2 separate regions of the Homo sapiens genome follow, and region 1 is linked to region 2. A link is a contact called in ENCODE Hi-C or POLR2A ChIA-PET data. All regions are on one chromosome and are shown on one strand. Each heading gives the region's core, a stretch centred on a gene start or an enhancer-like site at or near the end of the contact. The rest is flanking DNA. Distances are from core to core; before and after follow the strand shown.

The links. Hi-C counts contacts between places; a loop is a spot of excess contacts on that map. ChIA-PET counts read pairs that join two places held with the same protein, here RNA polymerase II (POLR2A). Pooled maps may share reads with other maps.
Region 1: a loop to region 2 is called in a map of sigmoid colon, with 2.7 times the contacts of the local background. The contact joins two enhancer-like sites. A Hi-C loop is called at or near these places in 1 of 168 maps with a recorded cell type or tissue (sigmoid colon) and 2 of 50 pooled maps. POLR2A ChIA-PET finds 5 or more read pairs at or near these places in 10 of 52 experiments (CD4-positive, alpha-beta T cell, Caco-2, H1 and 7 more).

What each region holds. Positions count from the first base shown.
Region 1 is chr19:18,761,252-18,764,273 of GRCh38, forward strand. All of the region lies in intron 8 of CRTC1 (CREB regulated transcription coactivator 1), which reads left to right. Among named protein-coding and RNA genes, the nearest start is that of COMP, 29 kb to the right of the region's middle. Within about 2 kb of position 1,365, at least 14 of the 41 ENCODE cell types and tissues checked have a DNase peak (open chromatin) inside an H3K27ac peak, as active enhancers do.
Region 2 is chr19:18,699,858-18,702,617 of GRCh38, forward strand. All of the region lies in intron 1 of CRTC1 (CREB regulated transcription coactivator 1), which reads left to right. Among named protein-coding and RNA genes, the nearest start is that of CRTC1, 18 kb to the left of the region's middle. RefSeq lists enhancers at 210-1,056, 1,400-1,449. Within about 2 kb of position 1,299, at least 31 of the 41 ENCODE cell types and tissues checked have a DNase peak (open chromatin) inside an H3K27ac peak, as active enhancers do.

The DNA.
Region 1 (3,022 bases), core at 115-2,614, 61 kb after region 2:
CCGTCCTTAGCTGTTGCCTGCGTCCCCATTGGCTGTGCAGTGTGTGACCTGCATCCCGGGGGTGGCAGGCACCTGGCTTCCAAGGAGGAGAAATGGCGTGGCCCCAACTAGTCCTGGGGGGTGGGACAGGCTGGAGGGGCTGTGGGGGATGCACTGGGGGTGGGGGTGACAGACGCCACCTTGCTGTGCTCTGTCTTGCCCCAGAGCTGGAGAATGAACCGGCCCCGGCCCACTCCACCAGCCCATCCTGCCTCTGCCCCAGGCTTGGAAGGCAGCACCAGGCAGGGCTTTCTATGAGATAGTCACATGCTTACATTTGTAACTGGCGGAGTCCCCCTGGCTGCCCTGGAAGAAGGAGCTTTTGGGAGGGGCGGCCACTGGAGCAGGACAGCACCCCAATTGGGGGCTCTGCCTGGAGACTCCAGGGTGAAATTGGCCAGCCTGGGAGCTGGGTTGATGCAGGGAGTGAAGGAGAGGGAGGAGCCTGGAGGCGTTCCTGGCTTTGGTGCCAGCAGGGCCAGGGGCAGGCAAGGGGCGTGGAGGGTGGCGTGAATGTTCCTGGGTTTTTTGGAGGAGGGCATGGGGACTAGAATAGTGAAGAGGGAACAGGGCCCCAGCCCGAGCGCATTGAGGCTGCATTCTGACTCCCACACCTGGGCCCTGGGCCCTGGGCCCGCGGGGCTCTGCCACTGGACAGAGGGCACCAGAGAAGGCCCAGAAAACACAGCCGATTCGGAGGAGCCCTCTTCATTGTCTCCAGATAGACAGGGCCAGGCAGGCGGCATCCACACGCACCTGCGCAGAACCAGAAAGCTGAAGGTCAGCGCTGGGGCTGCAGGTACCCCTGCCCCGCATAGAAGCCACCATCTCCCAGCCCCTGCTTTTCCCCTCACATCTCTTCACGGCCACCAGAGCACATGGCCCCCTTCCCGCTGGAGGGTCCTTGGCAGGTCCCCAGCGCCCGCCCGGGAGCTGCGCACCTCCAGCAGGCACCCAGTCTAAACAAGCACAAGGAAACACACAACATACGTGGAAGCTGGAGCCGGCGCTGGCCAGAGCGGCCCGGTAATGCCTGACATGTGTTGGGTTGTTTGTGAACCTGCCGCCCAAGCAGCTCGCCTGGCAGGGGCTTTGCTTTCTGGACGCCTTTTAAATCAAGCCGAGCTGCCGGCCCCTGGCACACACGAAGGTGGCCCCCTCCCTCCTCGCAAGCCCACCCGCCAGTCAGAACGTGAGCTCCCTCAGGAAGGAAGACAGAGGCCTTCGCGGCCGAGGAGACAGTACCCCGCTTGGCTCCATCTACATTTCCCATATCCCTGGCTGCTTTCCAGAGTGCAGGAGGAGGGCAGGCCCTGGCTCCTCCTTCCTGGCCCAGCTTTGAGGCCGGGCGGGCCCTGACACCTGGCCCGCCCTCCCCTGGCAGCTCTCCCTGCCCGCTCCAGACTTCCCCTCCAGCTGGCTCTGTGCCTGTTCCCAAAGGTGAGCCAGGTTGCCAAAAGGAATTCAACAGCAAGGCTCCCGTCCGCCCTCCTGGGCCAACTGGCCTCTCCAGGGGTGGCCGAGAGCTCACTTTGCAGCCAGTGGAAGATTAAAAACTCCCTTGTATTCAGGGCAGACATTAGAGACTGGCAGCCCAAGGGCCAAATCCAGCCCATGGTATGTTTCGTGTGGGCCCACAGTTGTGCATCTGTAATACAGCCACACGCCACATCTTGACGTTTCTGACAACAGCAAACCACATAATCGGCAGTGGCCCCATCAGAGTATAATGCTGTGTCTTACTGCTCCTTTTCTAGGCTTAGACACACAAGTCCTTACCATTGTGCTACAGTTGCCTACTGTTTTTAATTTTTTTTTTCTTTTTTTTGAGACAAAGTCTCACTCTGTCACCCAGGCTGGAGTGCAGTGGTGTGATCTCGGCTCACTGCAACCTTCGCCTCCCAGTCCCAAGCGATTCTCCTACGTCAACCTCCCGAGTAGCTGGGAGTACAGGCGCCCACCACCACGCCTGGCTAATTTTTGTATTTTTAGTAGATACGGGGTTTCACCACATTGGCCAGGCCAATCTCAAACTCCTGCCCTCAGGTGATCCGCCTGCCTCAGCCTCCCAAAGTGCTGGGATTACAGGCGTGAGCCACTGTGCCTGGCCGACGGTATTCAGGACGGTCACCCTGTACAGGTTTGTAGCCTGGGAACAAGGGCCCTACCGTCTGGCCGAGGTGTGCAGAGGCTCTGCCATCCAGGTTTGTGTAAGTTGCCCTGTGATCCTCATGCACAGCCATGAAATCGCCGGACAACGCGTTTTTTCAGAAGTCACCCCCATTGTTAAGTGATGCTTGACTGTACTTAGAATCAACATTGAAAAACCAGGGGAATGCCCGTAGAACACCAGATTTCTGGCTGCTCTTGAAGAATCAGACAGCCCAGTGGCCATGGCCGATGTCTTGCACCTCGAGACGGGCCACAGTGCTCTGGTTTGCCTCAGGCCCCACCCGCCCCTGTCGTCCCACATCCATACCCTCACACGCTCCTGACGTTTGCCCCTACTTTGTACCGAGCCCGACCTCTGCTTCTGACCTGGGCACTGAGCATCTCTCGGCCTGCTGGACGCACGAAGTGGCGGACACTCAGGAGAAGATGAGGGAGTGGCCCAGGGTCGTGACTCTGAGTGTGCTCTGAGCAGGCTTCCCCCACATCCTCCCGTCCAGGCCTCTGTTGATGCCTCCCTGGACGCCAGGGCCTGCAAAGGGCGCTTGCTGCCTGGGGAGCAGTCAACAGCACCAGGCTTCCTCCCACAGTGCGCAGCCAAGCAGAGCTGCCAGGGCATCCGAGGGGAAGTGCAGGCGTGACCGAGCTCGCCCCGGTGAGCAGCTGCCCTGGGCACGGACAAGGCTGTCATCTCCCCTCGGCGCTTGTCGGGTGTGTTCCCATGGGCCCACGCACCCGCCGTCTCATCTGCCGGAACAAGGTTAATCTGGTGCCCAGATCTCCTGGGGTGAGTCAGGCGGCTTCACCCCCGCCT
Region 2 (2,760 bases), core at 49-2,548:
CTGGGAGGAACGAGTAGGGAGCAGCAGGAGGCCTAGGAGGGGCCAGGGCAGGTGTCCCCCGGAGATAGTGGGTGCTGGGGCTCTGTGATGACCTGGGGCTTGGCAAAGGCGGGCTTGTGACAGACTGAGCCTCATCTCGGCAGCTCTCACACCCATGGATCCTGAGCCTGATTCCCCAGGAGGGTTGGCGACGGGAGGGTTATGTTAAGTGGCTGCGTCTTCCATCTCAGGGAGCCCCACACTGGGGAACGTCACCACTATAGCGGCTGAGAGGCTTTGGGTCCTCATTTACTACATAAAATTCCCCCTTCTCTGTACTTGGGTCCTGACGCCTCCGCTGGTCCCAGGAGTTTCACTCCGTGGGGTGGGGTTGAAGGGTGCGGTGAGGCCCAGAGGGGCTGAGTCTGCTTGGAAGGGTGGGCCTTCTCCCACTGCGGGTGCTAATACCCTGTGCCCATATCCTAGCCACCCTGTCCCTTATCCACATACCCCACTCTGGTATTTCAACAGCCCAGAGACCACCACGGTGCTTGGGGGCTCTCGGCAAGGGGGCGAAGCCTCCCTGAGAACTTCTGCAGGCCGCCCTTCTCTTCCCTTTCCTGCCGGGGCTCTTGCTGCAGAGAAGCTCTCTGCCACACTTTTTTTTTTTTAAATAAAAAAAATGAAAATAAAGAAATCATTTATGTTTCAAAACTTTGATTAAAATTGAAAACAGAAACACCACAGCACTTCCCGTTTCCTCTGCATCTGGCACCACTCACCTGGGTGCAGAGGGTGGGTGGGTGCATGCCAGCTGGTCATTCGCCCGGAAATCTCTGGGAGGAAGTATCAGCACAGCCTAGCAGGGCGCCTGGGACTGGCTCTGTGGGCTGGCCGTCCCTCTGGCTGGGGACACGGGGAGGCCGAGCGTGTCCGCAAAGACACGCGAGCTGTCCACCTTTCTGGGCTGCAGGGGTCTGCAGAACCTCGGAACCTCGGAGGGGCTCTCTGTCTGCTTCAGCGTCTCTTTCTCAAGTGACTGAAAGCAGAGGCTCCCTGCTGCGTTACACCATTGAGTCCTTTCGCATCTGTGCGCATCCCGCTTCCATCGCTGCGGGGATCCCTTCGGTCCTCCCAGGCAGGCGAGATTGGTGGCTGTAATTAGGACAGGAGTGGCTCATTATATCATCACAGAATAAATGCACAGACCCTGGGGATGATTTATGGTCCCAACAGCCTATCTTTGCGCCCAGGCGGCCTCGGCCTCTGTTCGGCAAGGAGCCCGCTAATCCCTTCACTGCCGGCTCAGCCGGGGCAGAAGGAGGAGCCTGAAGGTCCACCATGGGGTGGAGGCTGCCTGCTCGCGGGCCCGCCCCCAGAGCCCGGGGCTCATCACGCTGCTCTATGCGCCTCTGTTGGCTCCTGCCAAACAGTCCCTCCCTTCTGTGCCTCAGTTTCCTGGCTGTAAAAAGGGGGTGCTCACAGAGCCCCCTTGAGGAGTCGTCACATGGATTAGATGATGCATCCACGCAAAGTGTCTGGCCCCGTGCCCGGCCCGTGGTGGGTGCACACCTTGAAAGATGCCTGCTTGGCCGAGGCCAGCTGTTGAGCTGCTACTTGGGGCAACAGTGAGAGCAGGATCGCACCTTGTTCACCTCTGTGCCTTGGCCCAGAATATGACAGCTGCCACTGTGTGGCTTATGGGTCATCTGTTTAGTTTCACCTGAGGGAGTATTCATTGCTGTTAACTGTTTCTTATGAGATAGGATTTTTGTTTTTTGTTTTTTGAGACAGAATCTCACTCTGTCACCCAGGCTGGAGTGCAATGGCGCCATCTCAGCTCACTGCAACGTCCACCTCCTGGGTTCAAGCGATTCTCCTACCTCAGCCTCCTGAGTAGCTGGGATTACAGGCGTGTGTCACCAGGCCCAGCTAATGTTTTTTATTTTTTTTGTATTTTTAGTAGAGACGGGGTTTCACCATGTTGGTCGGGCAGGTCTCCAACTCCTGATCTCAAATGATCCGCCCACCTTGGCCTCCCAAAGTGCTGGGATTATAGGCATGAGCCACCGCGCCCACCGTTTTGTTTTTTTTTTTTTTTTTTGAGACGGAGTTTCACTCTTGTTGCCCAGGCTGGAATACAGTGGTGCAATCTCGGCTCACCGCAACCTCCTCCTCCCGGGTTCAAGCAATTCTCCTGTCTCAGCCTCCCGAGTAGCTGGGATTATAGGCGTGTACCACCACACCCGGCTAATTTTGTATTGTTAATAGAGATGGGGTTTCTCCATGTTGGTCAGGCTGGTCTTGAACTCCCGACCTCAGGTGATTTGCCCGCCTCAGCCTCCCAAAGTGCTGGCATTACAGGCGTGAGCCACTGTGCCCAGCATTTTTTTTTTTTTTTGAGACAAGGTCTGGCTCTGTTGCCCAGGCTGGACTGCAGTGGTGTGATCTTGGCTCACTGTAGCCTCAATTTCCTGGGCTCAGGCAGTCCTCCTGCCTCAGCCGCCTGAGTAGCTGAGACCATAGGTGTGTACCACCACAGCTGGCTAATTTTTAGTATATATTTTTTGTAGAGACAGGAGTCTCCCTGTGTTGCCTACGCTGGTCTCAAACTCCTGGGCTCAAGTGATCCTCCTCCTGCCTGGGCCTCCCAAAGTGCTGGCTTGAGCCCCATACCTGGCTTCTTAGGGGATAGTCTTTTTTTTTTTTTTTTTGAGATGGATTTTCGCTCTTGTTGCTCAGGCTGGAGTGCAATGGCACAATCTTGCCTCACCGCAACCT